Regions from separate parts of the Homo sapiens genome. Here regions 1, 2, 4 and 5 are each linked to region 3. Evidence: chromatin loops called from intact Hi-C (ENCODE). Cell type or tissue: PC-3. All regions are shown on one strand.

The links. Hi-C counts contacts between places; a loop is a spot of excess contacts. Peaks named below come from ENCODE experiments on the same cell type or tissue, not always from the same donor. Only the 100,000 strongest peaks of a DNase experiment are listed, where the experiment ranks them.
Region 1: a loop joins it to region 3, with 10 times the contacts of the local background. A loop is called at or near these places in 20 of 110 quality-filtered maps.
Region 2: a loop joins it to region 3, with 5 times the contacts of the local background. A loop is called at or near these places in 2 of 110 quality-filtered maps.
Region 4: it touches region 3 in a loop (5-fold over the local background); 36 of 110 quality-filtered maps call a loop at or near these places.
Region 5: it touches region 3 in a loop (5-fold over the local background); 9 of 110 quality-filtered maps call a loop at or near these places.

Annotation. Positions count from the first base shown.
Region 1 is chr21:14,401,316-14,406,315 of GRCh38, reverse strand. No RefSeq gene overlaps it. Among named protein-coding and RNA genes, the nearest start is that of HSPA13, 21 kb to the right of the region's middle. In PC-3, a CTCF peak has its summit at 2,413 (motif pointing left); no DNase peak of the experiment used is centred here.
Region 2 is chr21:15,190,339-15,195,338 of GRCh38, reverse strand. LOC124905047 (a long non-coding RNA gene) reads right to left here. Exons shown (of 2, transcript XR_007067916.1): 2 at 4,833-5,000. Among named protein-coding and RNA genes, the nearest start is that of LINC02920, 130 kb to the right of the region's middle. In PC-3, no CTCF peak of the experiment used is centred here; a DNase peak (open chromatin) is centred at 2,918; H3K4me3 peaks cover 1,639 bases; H3K27ac peaks cover 2,803 bases.
Region 3 is chr21:14,862,565-14,867,564 of GRCh38, reverse strand. The region is part of intron 1 of ASMER1 (adipocyte associated metabolic related lncRNA 1); the gene reads left to right. Among named protein-coding and RNA genes, the nearest start is that of ASMER1, 54 kb to the left of the region's middle. RefSeq lists an enhancer at 2,838-2,887. In PC-3, CTCF peaks have their summits at 2,801, 4,353 and 4,552 (motif pointing right); DNase peaks (open chromatin) are centred at 2,734 and 3,094; H3K27ac peaks cover 1,316 bases.
Region 4 is chr21:15,589,784-15,594,783 of GRCh38, reverse strand. All of the region lies in intron 1 of LOC105369302 (a long non-coding RNA gene), which reads left to right. Among named protein-coding and RNA genes, the nearest start is that of USP25, 140 kb to the left of the region's middle. In PC-3, a CTCF peak has its summit at 2,293 (motif pointing right); DNase peaks (open chromatin) are centred at 1,633 and 2,223; H3K4me3 peaks cover 996 bases; H3K27ac peaks cover 1,331 bases.
Region 5 is chr21:15,551,038-15,556,037 of GRCh38, reverse strand. All of the region lies in intron 2 of LOC105369302 (a long non-coding RNA gene), which reads left to right. Among named protein-coding and RNA genes, the nearest start is that of USP25, 180 kb to the left of the region's middle. In PC-3, a CTCF peak has its summit at 2,738 (motif pointing right); no DNase peak of the experiment used is centred here.

The DNA of each region.
Region 1 (5,000 bases), 460 kb after region 3:
CTTTGCTATAAAGAAATGCCTGAGACTGAGTAATTTATAAAAAAAGAGGTTTAACTGGCTCATGGTTCTGCAAGCTATACGTACAGGAAGCATAACAGCATCTGCTTCCTGGAGGAAGGCACAGAGGAGCAGGCATATCACCTGGCAAAAGCAGGAGCAAGAGAGAGTGAGTGGGTTGGGGGAGGTGCCACACACTTTTAAACGACTAGATCTTGTGTGAACTCAGAGCAAGAGCACACTTGTCACCAAGGGGATGGCCCAAGCCACTCATGGGGGATCCACCCCCATGATCCCAATATCTCCCACCAGGCTCCACTTCTAACATTGGGAATTACATTTCAACATGAGATTTGGGCAGACAAATATCCCAACTATATTACTGATGGATACCTTATTTGCCCTGGAGTGATTGTTATGCATTTTATGCCTGAATCAAAATATTTCGTGTTCCCTATAAATATATGCACCTACTATGTACCCACAAAAATTTAAAATAAAAATAAATAAGTAAATAGTTTTCTATAATTTCATTTGTAGTTGCTTATTTGTATTTTATTATATTGATGTTACATGATTTAATTAGTCCTCAATTGCAGGATGCTTCAATTTTATACTGTTAAAGTGTTGTAGTGGTCATTTGTCACCTCACTTACCCCCTAACTTTTTTTTTTGTCTGCCCAGCTTCATTGTCGAGTCCCCATAAAACCTTAATTTTCAACAAAGGAGGCAGTTCTTTCTCACTGTTTTAAGTATTAGCAGAGAAGAATTCTGGGTGATCACCTGCTACTACAGAAGCCAGTGGAAATAAATTCTCTCTCCTCATTACTGTACATCCTGGTGTTAGCATGTGACCTAAATTTGGCCAGTTGGAGGCCCTCTCCTGGGACTTAGAACCTTGAGCTTTGAATCAAGTACGGGGGGGAAATGTTAGAGGTTGTTCATCCCAACAGGGATGGAGTTCTGAGGGCATCCTAACCAGCTCTGCTGGCTACAAGCCTGTAACTGTGCTTCTTGCCTCTTCCTCCTTGATAACTTGAGTCCCACTGAATCTGTTTCCCATTCTTCTGGAGACTTCCTGGGAGCCTCTTAACAAATACATTTTTGTAAGAGTTAGTCAGTCTGGTTCCATAGCATTAATCAGGAATTTCAATGTAATGAAAGTCTATAATAAAAACTCCAAAGATCTCTTTTGCACTTATCCACTATTATTTCTTTAGTAAAAATCTTACAAATGCTAAGCCAAACATATGCAAAATTTTAGTTGAAAAGCAAATATTGTGTCGAACTACCTTCTCAAAATACAATATAGGGATTTAAAATGTTAGCAGATTTCTGACTGTATAACCTTTTGGAATTAATCTCTCAGCCTCAGTTTATTCATTTTACTACGGGATTAATCACAGCAACAATTTAGCAGGGCCATTGTGAGGGAAAAATAAGAGAGTATATACAAAGTTTAGCACATAATAAACTGTGAGTAAGTGTTAGATTTCATTTTTATTAGAAAGAAAGTAGAAATTATATGCCCACTGGCAGTGTCTAGATGTACTCTTTCACTCCTCTGCTTTCCTTTGGCTGTCTCTTGTCCCCCTTCATCCATTCATACATGCCTGGTCTGTGACTTAAATTCTTGGCAGGGGTATTTTGCATAATTCTTGGTTCTGTCTAGGCTTTTCATTTTATACAGTCATAGGTTATACAAAAGGCAAACTAAATTTAGAAATTCCCTAAAAATAGGATTATCAGATATTTTCCCCAAACTTCTAAGAAAAATACATTTGATATATTAAGAAAACACTGCTGTAGTTGTTATTTAACTTTTAGTTATCTTAAACTTTGTCAAACTTCCTTACAATTTCTTTATAATTTACTATTTTTTATTTAATTAACATATGAGGAGATATGATATTGCAAACTTTTCAGTGCTTAGGGCTTCTAAATAAAGATCTTAAGCCAGCCCTCATTCTATAAAATGGTGCAAAATAAACTTAGACAAAGTGGGTAGAGGCTGGGAATAGTGGCTCACACCTATAATGTCAGAACTTTGGAAGGATGAGGCAGGTGAATCCCTTGAGTCCAGGAGTTTGAGACCAACCTGGGCAACATGGTGAAAGCCTGTCTCTATTATATTTTTTTAAAAAAATTTTAAAGAAAAAATTAAAATAAACATTTAAAAAGAGGGTAGAAGTTAGACACTAAGAAATAATCTTGGATACAGCATTTTAAGAAAATAAAAACAGAGCCCTGATTAAAGATATGAGAGAGGTAAGAGTTTCTTTATATGTTGTTGAAGAAGAAAGCAAATGTAAATGTTAAAATTGAAAAGTGAATTCAGTTAGATGGAGAAGGTAGGATTAATATTAGAAAAGCTTTGAGAATCTCATCTGCATTGTGTAACAGAGACACCTGCTGGTCACTGTATATTTCACTGTTCAAACACTCAAAATACATTTGCTCATTCACTTTTTACCTCCTACTCCCACAGACAGTCTCTAATCTCTTGAAAATTCACAGCATAAACATGACAGGAGATTCATACCAAAATGATAATAATTAAATCAACGGAGTGTAGTTATCACACTGAATCTGGAGAAAAACTTCTGCCAGCAAGACAACTTTGATAATGTCATTTTAATATATATTAAATCAAATCTGCTTTGTGTAATAAGCCACTAAAAGTCAGACTAAAGTCTATCAAACAACTCCTTAACCAGAAAAAAGAAACAGTTTTGTTTTCTGAAAGTACAGAATAATACGGTAATCAAAAAGATGAGGCTGGGTGTGGTAGCTCATGTCTGTAATCCTAGCACTCTGGGAGGCTGAGGCAGGCAGATCACTTGAGCCCAGGAGTTTGAGATCAGCCTGCGCAACATGGTGAAACCCCATCTCTACAAAAAAAATACAAAAAAAAAAAAAAAAAGAAAGAAAAGAAAAACTTAGCTGCGCCTGTTGAGAGGATGAGATGGGAGGATTACTTAAGCCCAGGAGGCAAAGGCTGCAGTGAGCCCAGATCGCGCCACTGCACTCCAGCCTGGGTGATAGAGCCAGCTCCTGTCTCAAAAAAAGAAATGAAAAGAAAAGCAATAAAAAAAAAAAACAGATGAAAAAAATTATAAAACAGATATATCTAAGATGCCAGATTAGGATATTTGTTTTAGAAAAGAAATGCAAATATTATCTAGAAACATTTAAAGTTTATCTTATAATAAGCCACTAATAAATATGGGTTTGTTTTCTCTTAATGTTATAAAATTATCAAGATTGATGGGGTGTGTCCATAGCAACCAGAATAGTACTTAAGAGGGATCAAACGTGAAGACTAATCGGGTGATTATGTAGGATAAGTTGGGTCTCCTATCCCTAAGAGAATCTTGACTTAGTGAGAATACAGCCCTTTTCCTTAAATAATTCAAGTTAATTAAGACATTATGGATAATATACTTTTGGCAAGAAAAATATAATTTGGGTTTTATTTAGCACCCTCCAATTTCATATTTTGAAAACAAAGATTTTAAAAATATTCCAGGGACCAATAATCACAATCAGAATCTAAAATGGCATGTAGTGTAAATTAACTTAGTAAGTTAAATATTGTACATGGCTAAATTCACAATGGGGGCAAATGTAAAAGGTGTTTACCAAATCAGTTAGCTCAGTAATTAACAGGTAGTTATTAACACTCTGTGCTCAATACTGTGCTTAGAATTATAAGAGATACAGAACTGTAAGATAATCTATTTTCAAGGCACCCACATTCTAATTGTATAGACCACTTTATTTCACATAAATAATAATGTATGAGAAAAGTCAGCACTTAGTTATGAACTACATAACATGAAGACCCAAAGTCATGTAAAAGTTTCTACATGACAGTTGGGATATCTAGAAACTAGTTAGGGAAATGTTCATGGTGGAAATTAGTACTGAAAGGGCATGTGAATCCCAGGCTGGACCTGAGTACATGGAAATCTCAGCGAAAGTTATTTCAGGAAAAGGGAAGAACACAAGCAATAGGAAAGAAGCAAAGCCTGGTGACAACTGGTTTCTGGGAAGAGAATATATCTCACTAAAGGCAGAGATTGGACTGAGGGAATAGCAAAAAATATTTCGCTAAAAAGAACGGGATCAGTGTAGGGAAATTCTTGAAAGCCTGGCAGAAGAGTTTAGATTTGATGCATCAGGACATTAAAAAGATGAGTTTTTATAAATTCAAAGAGAGAGATTTGATAAATCCACTATTTAAAAAAGATTAGTTTGGCAGCAGCCTTTAGCGTAAGTGGTCTAATATGGATTGGCTCCACTTGGGTAACTTTGCTAATAATATTCGGATTCAAACTTCAGCTACAAGGAAAATGGTTCATATATAATTTCATACATGCAATATGATAATTAAATTATATACTTGGTGTCTACGCCAACAATAAATGAGAAAGAAAGCTAAGCAATACATTTAATTTCTATGGATAACCAACAAAGTAATGAGACCCCATACCTACCCATCTACCTCTTTTGCTCCACTCCCTGATCAAAGGAAAAATATTGCTCAAGGCAAATGAATGGTTATTGTCTCTTTTTATTATCTAATCCTGCTTAGGAAAAGGTGAAGAATTTGTCCTGAATTACACAAGAATCTAAAGTAGACACTAATAATGATAAGAGTTATAATGATAACTATGCTACTATTAATGAGTGCCTATTAGTTGCTAAGCATAAAAAAGGTTTTCTCTTATGTCATTCTTGCAACAGCCCTGCAAAGAAGGGATTGTGATCCCAATTTTTGTAGCTGAGTTGCCTGAGGCTCACAAGACCTGGAGAATGTTCTCTCAGATTGTGTATTGGCATGTGAAGGCAGGTCTGTCTGGCTCCAAAGATTCTGCTTTTTGCATGATCCCACCTGGCCTATCTGGTGAGGACACCTGTCCCTGTTTCATTCTTAAGAAGCTAAATGTCAACATTGAAGGCCACTTCAAACTACATCCAAACGATTGCATGCCAAAATG
Region 2 (5,000 bases), 330 kb before region 3:
TGCCCAGGCTGGAGTGCAGTGTTGTGATCAATCATAGCTCACTGCAGTCTCAACCACCCAGGCTGAAGCTATCCTCCTGCCTCAGCCTCCCAAGTAGTTGGGACTATAGGCACAAACCACTACACCCAGCTAATTTTTAAAATTTTTTAAAGACAGGGTCTCACTATGCTGGCAAGGCTGGTTGCAAACTCCTGGGCTCAAGTGATTCTCCTGCCTTGGCCTCTCCAAGTTCTGGCATTACAAGCATGAGCCACCACACTTGGCTACTTTTTTGTTTGTTTGCTTTGCTTTGCTTTTGCTGGATTTCTGTAATTTACATCCAAAAACATTCAAATGAGTACAAAGTTCTACTTTGTAGAGAACCGTCATCCTAAGGTTTTAAGACATCTAAAGCTAATGGTTTGTACTTTGTCACAGCTATTTATAATTTTTTTATTTTTATTTTGGAGATAGAGTCTCACTCTGCGGCCCAGGCTGGAGTGCAGTGGTTCAGTCTTGGCTCACTGCAACCTCTGCCTCCCCGGTTCAAGCAATTCTCATGCCTCAGCTTCCCGAGTAGCTGGGACTACAGGCGCACACCACATGCCTGGCTAATTTTTGTATTTTTAGTAGAGATGGGGTTTCCTCCCTGCTGGCCAGGCTGGTCTCAAACTCCTGGCCTCAAGCAATCTGCCCTCACCTTCCCAAAGTGCTGGGATTATAGGAGTGAGCCACTGCTCCCAGCAGCTACTGTTTATAATTTTGAAAGCAGAAGCTACATATGTCCAGGGATGCTGTACCCAACAGTAACCAATCAGAAATGAAGATGTGTTTTTCTTTTCTTTAGGGAAAAAAATGCCCAGGAGTTCATGACTTAGGCCAGGATGAAAAATCACTTTGGAGTCACAGAGAGTAGCCTGATTTAGAAAGGTAGAGACAATGGAACCATGGAATTACTTGGGAACCTTCCTGAAAAGGATATAGCACCTTGACTAAATCACTGAGGATTGCGTCCCTGAGAAAGGTGAGCAAAAGGTAAATGTGAGAGATGTGGGTAAAGGCAGCAAGATCAGTTACTTCTCCCTTAGGTAGCTCACTGAGGAGGAAAAACCACGGGGGTCCAGGACCTTACTCCGGTCCCTTACTAGTAGCTTGCAGTTTAGAATGGACTGTTTGTGTATAACAGCAATTGCTAGGACTTCAAACATGGACAGCCTTTGGCCAACCTTAGAACTGAAGAAGTGAGATAACTGCAGCATTCTGGGCCAGTCATCACTGTTCCAACTGTGTAGGACTAATCTTTGAGAGGCATCAGCTGCAGCAGAGCACTGTTTTGCCTCTATATCCTTCCACTTTCTGGTAGCCAGAATTGGCCTACTTTGGACTGGATGAGCCTGCAGAGGGTAGGGAATCGATGAGTAAGGGAAAGACAGGGAACCTGAAGAAAAAAATACTAGACTTCCAGTTACGAAGACATGTAAGTCTTTGCTATAGTTTGGACGTGTCCCCTAAAAAGCACGGGCTGGAAACTTAATCCTCAGTGCAACACTATTGGGAGGCAGGGCCTAATCACAGGTGTTTAGGTCATGAGGGCTCTACCCTCATGAATGGATTCATGTCAATTATAAGAAAGCTTCAGGCTGTGAGTTCAATCTCCTGCTCCCCTTCACCCACGTGATGCCCTCCTCCCTCACCAGATTCCAACCCCTCCATCATGGACTTTCCAAACTCCAGAACTGTGAGGAAAAAACTATTTGCTTTGTAAATTACACTGTCTCTGATATTCTGTTACAGCAGTGCAACATGCACCAAGATAGTCCCACAGCGGTTAACTGAAAATGAAAAAAAGTTACTGACTGCTTTTGTACCAGGATTTGTGGAGCACTTTATAGAACATATAATTTCATTTACTATTTGGGCATTCAAAGAAATCTTAAATCATATTCTCTCATATTTCATTTGTTAACTGTGAGGTCTTCAAAAGTATATGGCCTCAATTGAGGACACCATGGGGCTCTCTTTTGCCCAATTCTGGGCAGACTTTTTGTAACATATTTAATGCAGGTTTTTGTATGCACATACTGTACACCTCCAAGGGAGGCAATATAGTTTGTTAACCAGAACTGGAAAATGATTAATTATTTGTTCTCACCCATAGGTGGTAGACATCTGTGGGTATCTCTATACATAAGGAAGACAGCATACTGCCCCTATGTTCCCATCTCAATTAGTTAATTTTACTTAGAAACAAAGTTGTGGACTTGTCTTAAAAATTGCTTTACATTGGCCGGGCGCGGTGGCTCATGCCTGTAATCCCAGCACTTTGGGAGGCTGAGGCGGGTGGATCACGAGGTCAGGAGATGGAGACCATCCTGGCTAACACGGTGAAACCCCGTCTCTACAAAAAACTAGCAGGGCATGGTGGCGGGCGCCTGTAGTCCCAGCTGCTGGGGAGGCTGAGGCAGGAGAATGGCGTGAACCTGGGAGGCGGAGCTTGCAGTGAGCCGAGGTTGTGCCACTGCACTCCAGCCTGGGCAACTAAGCAAGACTCTGTCTCAAAAAATTAAATTAAATTAAATTAAATTAAATTAAATTAAATTAAATTAAATTAAAAAACAAAAAAATTGCTTTACATTTTGCTCTTCTAGTTTTATCTAAGTCACTGCCCCATAGCCTGTGTCCCTTGTAATTTATTAGGTGTCTTTCACAATTTGTAACAAACCCCTATTTTCTAGTCGTATCCCTTTTGTTATTCCACCTACTAGAAATGTGTATTAGTCAGCTCCAGTCAGCTCAATCTTCTTCCTTCAGCCATCACTGTCAGGCTCCCAAACAGATTTCTTCTGTCGCCCAACAGGATCTTGCTTCACCTTCTAGTCTGAATGTTCTGGTAACTTTTTTGTTTGTTTGTTTCAACATAGGCAATTAATCATGCACATTTATGACCTGCAATCTCCAAGAAGGCTTCAGGATGTACCCAGTGGGAGAATTCATGGACTAGTAGGCAAAATGCCAGCTCAGACAGGAATACTTGATACTCTGGTATTTCTGGCTCTAGTAAATATTGCCCAAATCACCATAAAAAAAAGACATTTAAGTGCACTGATTTCGGGGGAGGGTAGACTGCAAAAGAGATCATTTTAGGGCTCTGTCACTTTCTCCCTCGCCTGTCCTCCCCTCAAATATCTTTGTTCTTTTAAATCCTATCCCGTCCTTATTCCTTTTCCCTTTACTATTTTCTACAACCTAAAAGTTGGCTCAGCCTAGAAATAGTACCGGGTAGAAAAATCTTAATAGGGTATATGGTCATGGGTAAAGAGATGGTTGCAAAATATATTGTTGGAATGAGTTGGGGATAGGAGCTGAAATCGGGGAGAAGTCCCATTACTCTGGTAACAAAAAACATATAAAGAGTGAGAGAAGGAAAATCAAATCACCATTTATTACAAATACATCTTCAAACTTGGTTCAATAGTTGTCTCTAAAGCCACTATGTTACAAGATTTTGTTAATGATTTTAGTTTTTTCTAAGTTAAACAAGTAATGCTTGTTCCTTGTAAAAAAAATCAAATAATACAGAAGTCTAAAAAAAATGTAAAACCTCCAAAACCTGATTCCCTGGAAGGAAAAATTGATTACAACTCGGTACTTTTTTGGACTTGCAAATTTTTACATACATGTATTTTTTCAACGTATAATACAAAATATATAAAGGGCCCCTTCTTTTAAAAAGAATTACTTTATTCTTTTGTATGAATAAGATAAAAATAAACATACTCTCAGCATACACTTTACTCTTACTCATGAACATCGTAATTGTTCATATTTGAGGTATATAAATTTGACATTTAATAGGCAACTCTCTACAAATTATTATTTATGAGTCAAAATTTAGTTTATTCAAAAAACGGTGACTAAAAAGCATGATATCTGTTCTTATGCAGCTTAAATTCTATTTGGAAAATAAAGCCACGCCAAAGAAATATTAAAACAAAAATATCAGGAATAAATGCTAATAAAATAATGAAAATATCATAACGTGAAAGAGTGACTGTGTATCTACTTTACATTTTTATGGTATCTCTTTTAAGTCTTATCCACCAAGAAAAAAACTAAAGTATGAGTTTTATACTGTAGTTTTGTACAATTAAATTCTCAAGATTCAAAAATACCTTCCAAATGCTAGCAATTAGGCGTATAAACTCTCGTAGGCTTTGTGCAATGGTATCCTGTAAGGCCAGCTCTTTCTAAGTCAATCACTATGGGTCTGATTGACCTTGGCAGTATTACAGGGTCATATTTTTACATGGCTGAGCTGTTCTTGAACAATTTCTACAATGTACTAGGTACAAATAGTCTTTTCTTCAGCACAAGGCATGCGTGTCTTATCTTCTCACCCATTCTTCTCCTCACTGCCACTCCACCCCACCTTTTCTTTCATTACTTTTATGAAAGAAAAACTATTGTAGGACATGTAAAGAAAACTCGTCCCCACGGGCTTTTTTTCTTTCAGCCTGCCCTTTCTTCATGCTATGTTATAGTTGAAATACTGCACTTGTGGACTCCTGGTTTATTCTTAAGATGGATTTTATTTGTGAGTTTATCTGGTTGTTTTGTGGCTCCAATATCGCAAAGAATAACCTCTTTTCATTTTCATCAGAGGAAGGACAAGAGCTGGAAAGGGATGTGGTTCTATCAGCAATTCGCCTAGGAAAAATTTCAATGTTTTTCTAAACTGTTCTACAAAGGAATTGCAATGTCATCACAAAAAAAGACTGAGATTACAGTTCTTAACTATCAAATATCTCCAATAAAATATAATTTTTAAATAAAGAAATAAGACCCATTTCCATGAAGGCAATCTTTTATTTCCTTTATGCTTCAACCCAGCATAGTGTGGGGCGGAGGGGAGAGGAGAAAATATTAAACTAGAAACCAAGGTTGTCAGGCAGGATCAAAGCAGCATCCCCGGTGGCATGTTCAAATAGGTGATTGAGAGTTTAAAGAAAAGGTAATTGACA
Region 3 (5,000 bases):
TGTATATGTATCCATATATAAATCTTTGGTGCAGGTCTGATTATTTTCTTGGGATAATTCCTAAGGAGTAAAATTACTAGGTCAAAAGGAATTAACAATTCTTAAATACTTGATTCACATTGCTAAATAACTCTCCAGTAAAATTGTATCAAACCAAAGTCTCACATGATATTTGAGAGGGACAAGTTCATTTGCCAACACTAGTCATTATGCTTAAAAAACATCTTTCTCAATTTGTAAAGAAAGCTGCATCTGGTTTTATTTTGCAAGTGAGTATCAACTGTTTTGTATTCTTTTTCATTTGCTTTTTTGAGCACACTTTGGTGTGCTGCAGGAAAACACAGGAGGTTGACCCATGGAGACTTAGAGAGGTTCAAGATGTAGATATGAACTGGAGCAGCCCTCACATATTTGTGGTAGTTGATACTACAGGATGGCTTGAGGTATTTCAAGGAATATCAGGCTGGGCATGCTGGTGCATGCCTGTATCTCCAACACTTTGGTAGGCTGAGGCAGGATGATCCCTTGAGGCCAGGAGTTAGAGACAAGCCTGGGCAACAAAGCGAGACCTTATCTGTATGAAAAAATAAAAATTAGCTGGGTGTGGTGATGCACGCCTGTAGTTCTAGCTTCTTGGGCACCTGAGGGAAAATGATCACTTGAGCCCAGGAGATGGAGAGGCTGCAGTGAACCTATAACTGTGCCACTGCACTCCAGCCTGGGCAACACAGAGTTAAATCCTGTTGGAAAAAAAAAAGGAAATAGGAGATGAGAGGCAGTAAAGAATCCTGTGATCCTATGAAATCTGTAGCCAGGCTTCTGGAAAAATATGGTGTATGGAACCCTGTGGACAAGAGCATTTAAAAAATTGTGGTAAGTGCAGAATAAAGCCTTGGTCAGTAGTAACTATCAGTTTCCTAGGGCTGCCATAATGAAGCACCATAAACTGCCTAAAATCAAAGAAATTGATCACATCACAGTTCTGGAGGCTAGAAGTCTGAAATCAAGGCATCACCAGGGCCACAGTCTCTCTTACGTTTCTGAGAGATTCTTCCTTGCCCCCTTCTTAACCTCTGGTGGTTTCCTGGCAATCTGCGATGCTCCTTGGCTTGCAACTTCCTAATTCCAATCTCTGCCTTCATTGTCACAGTGTGTCCTCTCTGTGTATATGTTTTCAGATGGCCATCTTCTTAGAAGGATGCCAGTAATATTGGATCAGGGGCTAACTCTGCTCCAGTATGACCTCATTTCATCACTAATTACATCTGCCACAACTCTGTGTCCAAATAAGGTCACATTCTGAGATACTGAAGGTTAGGATTTCAACTTGTCTTTTTTGAGAGGGACTCAATTCAACTCATTACAATATCAAATGTTATACAAAGTATGATGGACACAGGGAAAAGGTCATTATATTTTGCATTTAGGAAATGATTGGTGACTTTTGGAAGAGCTGAGATCAAGGTAAAAGCCAAGTTCACAGCAGTTGATTAGTGGTGTGAAGTGGACAGTTAGCTGTGAAAGGCAGAGGGAAATAACTGAGGGTGGCACAAGAGTGAGAATATAAGACTTTCTGAGAATCAATAGGTGGTCATCAGTACATAAGGAAAGGGTCTTGAGTCAGCAAGGATGCCAATCTAATAAAGCAATATTGGAGTAAATGCCCTTATCACGCAAAATGACATTTTAGTGAATAGACTGCATATATGATGATGGTTCCATAAGATTATAATACCATATTTTTACCGTATCTTTTCTATGTTGAGATGCATAAATACTTTCCATTGTGTTACAGTCATCTACATACAGTAACATGCTGTACAGGTATGTAGTTTAGAAGCAGTAGGCTATACCATCTAGGTTTGTGTAAGTACACCATGATATTGATGTTCACATGATGAAATTGCCTACTGATGCATTTATCAGAACATATTCCCATCGTTAAGCAATACATGATTGTAGTTATTAAAATCCTACTAAATCAGGATGTATTTCCTATTAATATAAACTTATAAGCAATTTTAATCAATATTAAACACTAATACAGATATAGGTTTATTAGAGTCAATATATATGTTAATATAAGATTTTTGATGCTTTGCACTGTTTCCCAAGGTTCATAATATTATACAATTACTAAAGCTAGCAAGGTTATCATAAGACAAAGGGCATTTACAGTTTATAATCTATTTGTTTTTCTTTCAGAATCTAGAAAATAATTTTATTTGATTTTTCTGTAATTAAGTAAAATGCTGTTTTATTAAAATTTAATTTCCCCCCAAAACTTTCTAAAATCTGCAGATCTCTGAAAAGTTAATAATTTATCTGCCAAGCATACCTCCTGTATTTAAGTATTTATGAGCATGTGATAAATGTGTACTCTAAAACACAAACAGAATGTGTTTTCTTACGTATTAATGAATATTTTGATTAATTAAGCAGATATTAGAATTGCACATCACTTCAGGGTTGTTTGATTCAGAATAGCATCTGGTTTCAGTGATAACATGAATCATGAAAACTACTTATAAATGTGCTCTTGTGTTCTTCTCATAATCTCCTATGGAAAGTAAACAGGAACTGTTAAAAATGTACCTAGCACTTCTCAGGGGCTCCTGTTCTGGCTTGGTCCAACTCTGGTCATGCAGGCATTTTTCCTTTTAAGGACAATTAAGTCCTATCTTTGCAGGCCATAGTGTTACTCATGTTCGGGGAGGCCACAGAGCCGGGAAGAGGAGCCCTGAGCCCTGAGCAGGTTCAATGTCGCCCCCGTCAGGAGCACCGCTGCAATGGAAAGCTTCAGTTACCATCAAAGGGATGCAGTCAGGCCAGAGAGAGAACTGCTATTTTCAAATACAAATGAACAAAACTACAAAAATGACAGAGAAGTCTTTGTTCTCTGTCTAAATGTGAGCCCCAAACAAATCCTCCCTGATTTAATGTGAAGTTTCTGGCCTGACCCCGACACTCTCCCTGATGTGCCTTCTACACGTCTATGAGGCAGCACTGTCTGTAACAGTGTGTGTCAGGTGCAGGGACTTTTCCAGCTGTCTCATGACTGTTAGGCAACATTGCCTTTTCCTGGGACTTTCAGCTGGGCTGGCTATGGTCTTTTTAGATTTAGCTTTGGGAAGCTGCCCCCTGCTGGGCTTCGGTTGGTGTGAATGGCCTGGACTTAGGAAGGGGCACTGCTGTAGTTGGCCCTGAATGGACCCTGGACTTTGGAGCCTCCTGGATGACACAGTTGCTTACCCTCGTGTTATCAATCTGAAAAACCTCATCAAGTGATACATTTCCAATCTCCTGACTGTCCTGTGACTTATTTGATGGTATTAAGCAAAGCTCAGGTCAGAAGGATTGTCATAAAATTGTTGACTGGACTCTTTCTCAGGAAAAGTTTAGCATGTCCTGGCAACTTTTAGGCTCATACCACTAACTCTGAGAGGTCAAGGGTTTTATGTAGAATGGTAACCTTCTTAAAATTGAGGTTTTAATAAACAGAGCTACGCATAGCAGACTCATCCCTGGTCTTACAGAGAGGATGTCAAATGGCTGAACCATGTGCTTTCTCAAAGTCAGTGACAGCAGAGATGAGGAAGGGGTTGATGATGTAAGAGAGAGCTGGGACAAAGGCCAAGTCAATACCAAATGAGTTGTCATTCTCCCTATGCTTTTCATACACACCCAAGCGTTTCACTCGGGAGATACCAGAGCAAAAGGAAGATAAATGCTACATGTAGTTCGTTCTGATATAACTGTCACTAGCACATGGTGCACACGCTCCATGAGAACACTTCTGTTTCATTAATCATGCTCTTTTGAAAATGTGACTAAATGTAAGTGATGTCAATTTCCAGTGCTGCTTTTGCTTTATAAGTAGGCTTTGAGGATTTAACCATATTTGGTAGATGCTAATATTTCTGTGTTGGCCATGAGAAAGATTATTATAGTACACAATGTAGTAAAATATTTGTCTTATGTAAAGAGAGAAATAATCATTTTTATTTACATTCCTGTGCAACTCGGGTCAGTCTGCCCTAAGGAGTTTTATTTTCTAAAGAATAAGCCTAGGAAATGATTTCATCATAGATTCAAGTAACAGCGTGAAACAAACACAGCCTCGGGATTTTTGCTATGTGTAGTCCCCTTAATTTTCTAGAATAAGACAAAAGACTGTTGTAAATAATTTTGAATAAAACTCGGATTTGTTATTTAATTTTAAAGACCTCCCAGAGTTTGAGATAATCAAAACAAACTTATTTTGTGCTCAGATTAAGAGCAAAATAACAAAACTAATCTACTAGTGATAGACTTTTAAATGCAAATTTAAAACAAGATACATATCTTTCAAAGGATGATTTTCTTCTTGTCATAAAAGACAAATTACTGAAATGCCTTTAGAGATTTATATTTGTATATTGCATTTATAACAATGATAAATCTCAGTTAACAATAAAAGGTTAAATTATGTCTTAAATGTAGGAAAATATAGGAAAGGTAAGGATATTTTTATTTTTATTTTTTTTAAGGAGCAAATAGGGCAGAAATTAGAGTGGCCAGCAGGGGGCTTCTTTTAGGTTTCTTTCCCTTTCCCATAAATTAAAACCTAACCTAAAAATATAGTTTACTCTTTAGTTTTATAAATAAGGAATAAAGAGACAAACAATGGCTGCTAAATTTTCATTGCTTCCACTAGTTTAAACAAGACACGTTTTACTTCTCTTTAGTTAATTCCTCTCTCCTGCTTACTTCCCTTCCTACCACTATTTTTTCTCAAGACCTGTAAAGTGATCCCTGCAGTCTGGATTGGCCAGTGCTGCCTCTGCCTCCATCCTCAACCAAAGTTCTATCTTTGCAAACCTTCCAGGGAGGATTTTAATGATGAACTCCCCACCAAATAGAAATGAAAAGTAAATTAAGAGCAAAGAAGCATATTCTATATTGATGATTTAAATGGTAGTTATAAAAATCTAGTTGCACTCTGAACCTCCTTTTGAGAG
Region 4 (5,000 bases), 730 kb before region 3:
TTGTTCCATATAATTGTTAGGAATTTTTTTTCTTTTTCTGTGATGAATGTCATTGGTATTTTGACAGAAATTGCATTGAATCTGTAGATTGCTTTGGGTAGTAGGGACATTTTAACAATATTGATTCTTCCAATCCATGAACATGGAATATTTTTCCATTTTTTGGTGTCCTCTTCAATTTCCTTCATCAGTGTTTTATAGTTTTCATTATACAGATCTTTCACTTATTTGGTTAAATTAATTCCTGGGTATCTAATTTTATGTATTGCTATTGTAAGTGGGACTATTTTTTATTTCTTTCTCACATTGTTCACTGTTGGAATATAGAAATGCTAATGATTTTCGTATGTTGATTTTATATCCTGCAACTTTACTGAATTTATCAGTAAATTTAACAGTACTTATAGCTTTCTTGTGAAATCTTTAGGTATTTCCAAATATAAGATCATATCATCTGCAAACAAGGATAATCTGATTTCTTCCTTTCTAATTTGGAGCCCTTTACATCTTTCTCTTGTCTGAATGCTCTGGCTAGGACTTCCAGTATTATGAAGAATAACAGTAGTGACAGTGGGCATCCATGCCATGTTCCAGATCTTAGAGAAAAGGCTTTCAGTTTTTCCCCATTCAGTATGATACTAGCTGTGGGTCTGTCATATATGGCTTTTATTATGTTGAGGTATGTTCCTTCTATACCCAGTTTTTTGAGGGTTTTTATCATGAAGGGATATTGAATTTTTTCGAATGCTTTTTCTACATCAATTGAAATGATCATATGGTTTTATTCTTCATTCTGTTGATATGATGTGGCATGCTGATTGATTTTCTGTGTGTTGAACCATCCTTAGATCCCAGGGATAAATCCCACTTGGTCATGATAAATAATCATTGTAATGTATTGTTGAATTCAGTTTGCTGGAATTTTGTTGAGGATTTTTGCATCAATATACATCAGAGATATTGACCTGTAGTTTTCTCTTTTTTGTTGTTGTTTCTTTGTCTGGTTTTGATATCAGGGTAATACCGGCCTCATAGAGTGAGTTTGGAAATATTCCCTCTTCAACTATTTTTAGGAATAGTTTGAGTAGGATTTAAATTCATTTAATATAAATTTTATGTAAGAGAGGAGGCTTCAGAAATTTGAAGATCCCGCAAACAGGTAAGCTTATGTATTTTAATGCTTCAGTTTGATTAAGAGTGAACAGTTGTCAAGAATTGTGATTGGACAGAGGGCATAATCTAGTGATAATAAACTGGGGGAGGGGGGATTTAGCAAGTTCTGCTTGTGCAGATTCTTTTCTGTGTCCCTGTTTCTCTCCTCCTGGTATAGGGAGGATGCCTCTGAAATGAGGGTCTAGAGAAGGTCAAAGAGTAAGCTCGCTGGATTTTGTAGTCTGCTTTAGGAGAAAAGTGTGATGGGAAAGTGAGAGTGACCTTTCTGCCTCTGCTGTTTTCTCAAAAGCCAAGGTCTCACATGTTGGGGTAACATGTCCTCAATCCCACTAGCCATATTTTGTCTTCTGTTTGCCTATCTGTGTTTCTGCTTTCTATAGTTACTTGATACTTCTACAATTACTTTGAAGGGAAGAAGAGTATGTCATGTTTACTCTGTGTGCAACACCTCACCAAAACTCAATAAATATTTGCTAAATGAGTAACTGAATGTCCTTCCAACTCATGGTTCTAAACATATCTGAATCCAAAATCTCTGGTTTCTCCATGCAAAATGGACAGGCATCTCTGGCACAAGTGGTTTAAATAAGCTAACAAATAAAGAAGTGTTTGAACAAATTTACAAACAAACAAATGATAAATGAAGTGTTACATTAATCTACATGCAATAAAAATCCAAAATGCTGTATCCGGTAGTACCATCCATGCTACTATGGACCAAAACACCAGTTGGTTTTGCTCAGTGTATGTATCAGTCACCAAGCCCAGCATGGCATTCACACAGCTAATTCCAAAATGTTTTTGAAATATATAGATGCGACTTAAAATCGTGCTTACCCAAAAAGTTTACAAAATTTAAAGCAAAATTCCCAACTGCACATGGTGTGTTTGCTTTTTACAATTCATTGTTTAAAGGCCTCTAACACTAATGTTCACTTCATGACACACGCAGGAAGAGCTAAAACTGTGTATTTACTCTTGGGATGGCTCAGATCCACAGTAAGTAATAAAATCAAATTACACTACTCTAGCATTTCCCTTCAAATTCAACCTTGCATCTCCATATTTTAATAATTGTACATTGGTCATTTTCAATCATAAAACATTTGCAATTTGTTAGCCGTAGTGGCCATTAGATGGCAGTGGTATACCATAATATCAGTGGCATTTTGTTTGGTTCTTGTTTTTCTTAGGCATAGTGCAAATCGTTTTTCAAAAAGCAAAAGGCTGAAGAGAATTTTCAGAATAGAGATAAGCAACCAAATCTCTTTGAAAAATACAAATTTAATTAAATCCCCTCTACTTGAAATAAAAGAAATTTTAATATATATTTTCTTCCTGAGGCTTAGATTTTTAAATAGTGGCTAACTGCACACTCTATAGTTACATGGATAAGGGATTGAATTTTTTTCTTGAGAACTCACCAACAAGCTCATCGTAGGCAATTACTAAATCTTTTTAGCCTTTGTTTTCAAATCTGTAAACGCTATTCTTATAGTGCCAAACCCTACAGTGCAGTTTAGGCCACATAGTTCTCAATAAATGCTAACTCTAATAAAACAAAAATTATTTTATTAGCAGAAGCTTGGTAGCTGGAAGAAAATTTAACTAAAAAGTCTTCACCTTTGAGTTTAAAGATGGAGAGAGTGATCGGGCACTGTGGCTCACACCTGTAATCCCAGTACTTTGGGGGGCCAAGGTGGGCAGATCACTTGAGGTCAGGAGTTCAAGACCAGCCTGGCCAACATGGTGAAACCCCATCTCTACTAAAAGTATAAAAATCAGCAGGGCATAGTGGTCCATGCCTGTAGTCCCAGTTACTCTGGAGGCTGAGACAGGAGTGTTTGAACTGGGGAGGTGGAGGTTGTAGTGAGCTGAGATCGCGCCACTGCACTCTAGCCTGGGCAATGGGAGTGAAACCCTGTCTCAATCAATCAATCAATCAATAGAGAGAAAGAAGCATGAAGGGCAGAAATAAAGGGAATATCTAATAGGTTTTGCAAGAGAAGCAGTGACAGAGTGAAAACATCAATTTTAGAGTTTTATAGACTAGTGTTGGAATACTGATTTTGCTGTTGACTACCTGTCATAGAAAGAGTCAAAGGAAGAATCCTTACATTGCTAAGCCTCGGTTTCTTTATATGTGAACCAGGACTCATGACACTTTTAGGGCTAAGATAAGATAAAGCAGGCTAATATACAGAAAGGACTTGTCAAATAGTAAGTGCTCAATGTTGCTATTTCTTTTCCTTGCAGACTTTCATAAAAAACTACTAAGAAATTTTGGACACTAAAGTTTGATTTCATTATTTTCCTGGGGCTTGAGCTCTCTCAGAAGTCTGTGAAACATACAGATCTAGTAACCCCACTATGTGTTTCTCTATGCAAAGGTTAATGTTACAGGTCTTTACAATTTTAAAACCTTTGGCCAGGCACAGTGGCTCACGCCTATAATCCCAGCACTTTGGGAGGCTGAGGTGGGTGGATCACTTGAGGTCAGGCCAACACAGTGAAACCTCATCTCTAATAAAAATACAAAAATTAGCCAGGTGTGGTGGGACACGATTGTAATCCCAGCTACTCCGGAGGGTGAGGCATGAGAATCGCTTGAACTGGGGAGACAGAGATTGCAGTGAGCCGAGATCGCATCACTGCACTCCAGCCTGGGTGACAGAGCAAGACTCTTGTCTCAAATAAATAAATGAATATGATAAATAAAAAAAACTATCCAAACTTATAGATTATCTTAAATCTTCAACAGCTTTCTTTAAGCTTCCGTTCTCTGGGTAAGATATTAATGGCTATTGAGATGACAAGACTAGTCAGCCTAAGGAATTAGAAAACACACAGAGGATTAATCCTCTAAATGGAAACACAGTCACTTAATGACCTATGTTTTAAAAGATTATGAGAAATAAACTTCAAAGTGATGCCTACGGATTTTTCCCAGGGGGGTTAAGAGAATTAAATTATGGATTAAAGAAAGCAAAAATACAAACAAATTGTGTTGACTGGTGGATCAATGTTGACCTAACAGGTGATGTTATAAGTCCCGGTAAAAAATACTAACAGTAGCAATGTGAACAATGTTCTGTGTGCTTACTCTTCAATATATAAATGGAATTTCCATGGATTAGAATTTGAGTGTTCAATAGTAGAAAAATAGATAGCATAAATCTGTAAATAGGCCGGGCGTGGTGGCTCACGCTTGTAATCCTAGCACTCCAGGAGGCCAAGGTGGGGTGGACCACATGAGGTCAGGAGTGTGAGACCAGCCTGGCCAACATGGTGAAACTCCATCTCTACACAAAAAGTAGCCGGGTGTGGTGGCGCACACCTGAATTCTCAGGTACTCAAGAAGCTGAGGCACAAGAATTGCTTAAACCCAAGAGGCGGAGGTTGCAGTGAGCCAAGATCCCAAGATCGCATCACTACACTCCAGCCTGAGGGACAGAGTGAGACTCTGTCTCAAGAAAAATAAATAAATAAAATCTGTAAATAGATTCCCATTTACAGAAGAAGATGTATGCCCAAGAGAGGATTCATTTTCTTGGGCATATATCTTCTTGGGAATACTGGTGCTCTGTTACCTACTCATTCTCCATATCAGTCTTTGTTTTTAAAGAGAGCAATATAGTTAGAAATGCTGAAAAATGTAGCCATCATACTGTCAAACTGATTACCAATGGAGAGACTGAGGCTTTGAGAGACTGGATTTTTCCAGGCTGCACATGTTGTTAGTGGCACTACTCGCCTAATTCCTAATCCAATACTTTGATTTCTCACATCCTGCCTCACAGAAGAGGAAAAATCCACAGTTAGATTCT
Region 5 (5,000 bases), 690 kb before region 3:
TTTTCTTGTAAATTTGTTGGAGTTCATTGTAGATTCTGGATATTAGCTCTTTGTCAGATGAGTAGGTTGCGAAAATTTTCTCCCATTGTGTAGGTTGCCTGTTCACTCTGATGGTAGTTTCTTTTGCTGTGCAGAAGCTCTTTAGTTTAATTAGATCCCATTTGTCAATTTTGGCTTTTGTTGCCATTGCTTTTGGTGTTTTAGACATGAAGTCCTTGCCCATGCCTATGTCCTGAATGGTATTGCCTAGGTTTTCTTCTAGGGTTTTTATGGTTTTAGGTCTAACGTTTAAGTCTTTAATCCATCTTGAATTAATTTTTGTATAAGGTGTAAGGAAGGGATCCAGTTTCAGCTTTCTACATATGGCTAGCCAGTTTTCCCAGCACCATTTATTAAATAGGGAATCCTTTCCCCATTGCTTGTTTTTCTCAGGTTTGTCAAAGATCAGATAGTTGTAGATATGCGGCGTTATTTCTGAGGGCTCTGTTCTGTTCCATTCATCTATATCTTTGTTTTGGTACCAGTACCATGCTGTTTTGGTTACTGTAGCCTTGTAGTATAGTTTGAAGTCAGGTAGCGTGATGCCTTCAGCTTTGTTCTTTTGGCTTAGGATTGACTTCACGATGCGGGCTCTTTTTTGGTTCCATATGAACTTGAAAGTAGTTTTTTCCAATTCTGTGAAGAAAGTCATTGGTAGCTTGATGGGGATGGCATTGAATCTATAAATTACCTTGGGCAGTATGGCCATTTTCATGATATTGATTCTTCCTACCCATGAGCATGGAATGTTCTTCCATTTGTTTGTATCCTCTTTTATTTCATTGAGCAGTGGTTTGTAGTTCTCCTTGAAGAGGTCCTTCACATCCCTTGTAAGTTGGATTCCTAGGTATTTTATTCGCTTTGAAGCAATTGTGAATGGGAGTTCACTCATGATTTGGCTCTCTGTTTGTCTGTTATTGGTGTATAAGAATGCTTGTGATTTTTGTACATTGATTTTGTATCCTGAGACTTTGCTGAAGTTGCTTATCAGCTTAAGGAGATTTTGGGCTGAGACAATGGGGTTTTCTAGATATACAATCATGTCATCTGTAAACAGGGACAATTTGACTTCCTCTTTTCCTAATTGAATACCGTTTATTTCCTTCTCCTGCCTAATTGCCCTGGCCAGAACTTCCAACACTATGTTGAATAGGAGTGATGAGAGAGGGCATCCCTGTCTTGTGCCAGTTTTCAAAGGGAATGCTTCCAGTTTTTGCCCATTCAGTATGATATTGGCTGTGGGTTTGTCATACATAGCTCTTATTATTTTGAGATGCATCCCATCAATACCTAATTTATTGAGAGCTTTTAGCATGAAGGGTTGTTGAATTTTGTCAAAGGCCTTTTCTGCATCTATTGAGATAATCATGTGGTTTTTGTCTTTGGTTCTGTTTATATGCTGGATTACATTTATTGATTTGCGTATATTGAACCAGCCTTGCATCCCAGGGATGAAGCCCACTTGATCATGGTGGATAAGCTTTTTGATATGCTGCTGGATTCGGTTTGCCAGTATTTTATTGAGGATTTTTGCATCAATGTTCATCAAGGATATTGGTCTAAAATTCTCTTTTTTGGTTGTGTCTCTGCCCGGCTTTGGTATCAGGATGATGCTGGCCTCATAAAATGAGTTAGGGAGGATTCCCTCTTTTTCTATTGATTGGAATAGTTTCAGAAGGAATGGTACCAGTTCCTCCTTGTACCTCTGGTAGAATTCGGCTGTGAATCCATCTGGTCCTGGACTCTTTTTGGTTGGTAAGCTATTGATTATTGCCACAATTTCAGAGCCTGTTCCTTGACACATACACCCTCCCAAGACTAAACCAGGAAGAAACTAGACCCATTCTTAAGATCTTCCACTTGGTCATTGTTGGAGGGGACAGAAAGTATATCCTTAGGCTTAACCAACCAACCCTTCAAAGCTGGAATATCAAACATGTTAGCTACTTTGGCTAAATGTCTGCAGTGGGATTCTTAGTTAAAATGTTACTGATATATAGGCAGACTTTATTTAGCCAATTAAATATCAAGCATCTTTTTAAAAAAATATAAATAATTGCAGGTTGCTAGTGTTCTTCTTTTAATTGACTTTGACTATGCAGAATGATTTTTTAAATCTTTCCAGCTGCTTCATTAGAATTGAAGAGAGAGAAAGTGGCCCATCCCGTCACCCTCCTCTCTCATTGTAATGAAGTAAAATTCACAAAACCAGAAATGCAAATGGATTTTCTTGAGTCTTTCCTTCTAATACACTGATTAGCATGCTAACCAACTCTTTTTCATCAACTACTTCCATATAGAATCATGCATGGAAACTGTACATGGACTTGGCAATTATGTGAGGGGAATTTGCGTCCTCCAAAAGCAATGCAGATAGCGGAAAAATGAACTGAAATAACAGGAATGAGAAAATGGGAATAAATCATAAATGATAATCAGAAAGATCCTGATAAACCAGTAGCAAGGATCTTACAAGTCTCTAAAGGTTCATAAAATTCCTTGATTGCTGCCAGCACAGCAAAGAAAGGTACTGTATGAGCGTCATCAAGTCATGCTTCTTTGTGTCTCCTATTATTGCAGCTCATCTCTTTCTCCTCCCAGCTCATCAACTCTCATAGCTCTTTGGAAATTAAAAGAGCTCTCTCTCCATGTTCTCTCTGGTTACTGAAAAACAGAGACTCACTCAAACCACTAGAGGGATCTCTCTTCTTTGAAAAGAGAGAGAGAAAAAAGTAAATTGCATAAGCTATAAAGTTGGAATGACACAAGAAATCATCGAGCAAGAGAGAAAATGAACTGTTGCAATTTTCAAAGACATTTCAGTGTCTGTGGAGGGGAATCTCCCACTGTGGAGTCTGGCCTTGCCAAGGTCTTGAGAGAGATCCCTCTGGCAAATATGGATCCTGTTGCACCAACATGCTTTGGATGACTCTAGTGGCCTTCAGTGGTAGCTGGGATTACAGATGCCCACCACCACATTGGCTAATTTTTGTATTTTTAGTAGAGAAGGGGTTTCACCATATAGGCCAGGCTGGTCTTGAACTCCAGACCTCAAGTGATCTGCTCGCCTTGGCCTCCCAAAGTGCTGGGATTACAGGCGTGAGCCACCGCACCTGGCCTTTGACTTCTATATGATAAAAATTTAAAGCTACAGAAGGAATTGCCACCTCAGAAAACTTTCCTCACTTGTCTTCCAGAATGCCTTACCATTCTGTGGCTAAAGACACAGCAAACATTTCCCTGATTTATTTGCCAGCTGGCCTCCTGTTGGGTTCTACCAAGAAACACTAGAGTGACTGGAACACAGGAAGAAAGGAGGAAGGACCTCCTGTTTCCTGTTTGTTATTCTTGCTCTCACCTGCATGGTGACAGCTTTCTCCAGCAATAACATTTCATCCCTGCAGAAACAGTTATCTTAAGAGTGCCAGTTGGTTTCAATGTCCAACTGCCTTCAAATTCCCAAACCAGTTTGTTGCTCTCCTTCATAAGAACTAACCACCGTCAAGCATTGCCTACTCTTTAGAAGTTTGAGTCCTGCCAGTTGTGTTGGCTTATGCCTGAAATCCCAGTGAGGCAGAAGCAGGAAGATAGCATGAGGCTGGGAGTTGGAGATCAACCTGACAATATAGTGAGACACTGTCTACAAAATAAAATAATGATAATAATAATTAGCCAGGTGTGCTGATGCCTGCCTGTAGTCCTAGCTACTCAGGAGGCTGAGACAGGAGGGTCTTTTGAGCCCAGGATTTCAAGGCTGCAATGAACTATGTTCATGCCAATGCCACCCACCCTGGGTGACAGAGCAAGACCCTGTTTTTTGAAAAAAAAAAAAATCCAAGTCACAGTTATGTAAGTCCTCTTTTGTGAGATCCTAAGCTTTAATAGTCTAACCTCTTCTTTTTTTATTCTTCCAGCTGTATGAGAAATAGCTGCTTGTTATTTCATGCTAACCTTTAGTGTTTTCTGTTGCTCTTTCATCCCTCAAACATCTGTATAACCAGCCCCTATATTAAATCCTCCTTGTTGGAGTCCCTAGTGTGGTTTCTGTTTTTTTCTGACTGCACCTGACTGATAAACTGTGAGAAGACTATAGCAATAAAAGATCTATGTAAATAGAGTGGGGGTTCCCCAATAATTCAGTTGGAAAGATCAGGGAAGAATTTATGAAAAAAATAGGATTTGCAAAAGACCTTGAATATAGGTAGAATTTAGAGGTATAAAGATGGGGTGAAAAAAGACTTTCAAAGCAGGAAAACATTATAAAAATATTTAATAACAGGGAACACAAAATATAATTCAGCTGGAAATCATAATATGTAAAAGTTAATATTTAATAATAAACTACCAAAGGTAAAATTGAATCAGATCTTAGTGTAGGAGTAGGGGGAGGGATCTTTAATACCAGGCTCAGAATTGCTGAACTATTTAAGGCTTTTGAGCAGGAAGGTTGCAATATTAGGAAGTCAGAGAAGGAAAAGAATAAAACGTATTATATATTTTGAAGATATGTAGTCGATATCAGTATGTTCTGTGTTATGCTGGCAATAATAAGAATGCCATATTCTATTTTTCTAAACCAAATGTACTCTGTGTCTGAGTTCCCAATTATCTGACCGGCAGGACATCCAATATCAGTCATTACTTGAACTCATTTCTTACCTTCATGTAAGAAGGTAGGTGAAACTTTATTCCATATTAACTTACTGTGAATCAGTCAGTTTAATTCACATTATTCTGTGCGAACAGGGGAGGTCCCTGGTTCTTAGTTCAAGATGGTCAACATTGCTTTCTTGTTCCTTTTGTTTCTGGGTGGCTTGGTTGACAACTGCAAAACTGTTCTGGTTGGGTTCCAGAGATGCCTTGTCATATGGTCCTCTTTGATACAAGAAATTTGCACATGTTTACCTATGTAATAAACCTGAACATCTTGCACATGTACCCTGAAATTTACTTAAAAAAAA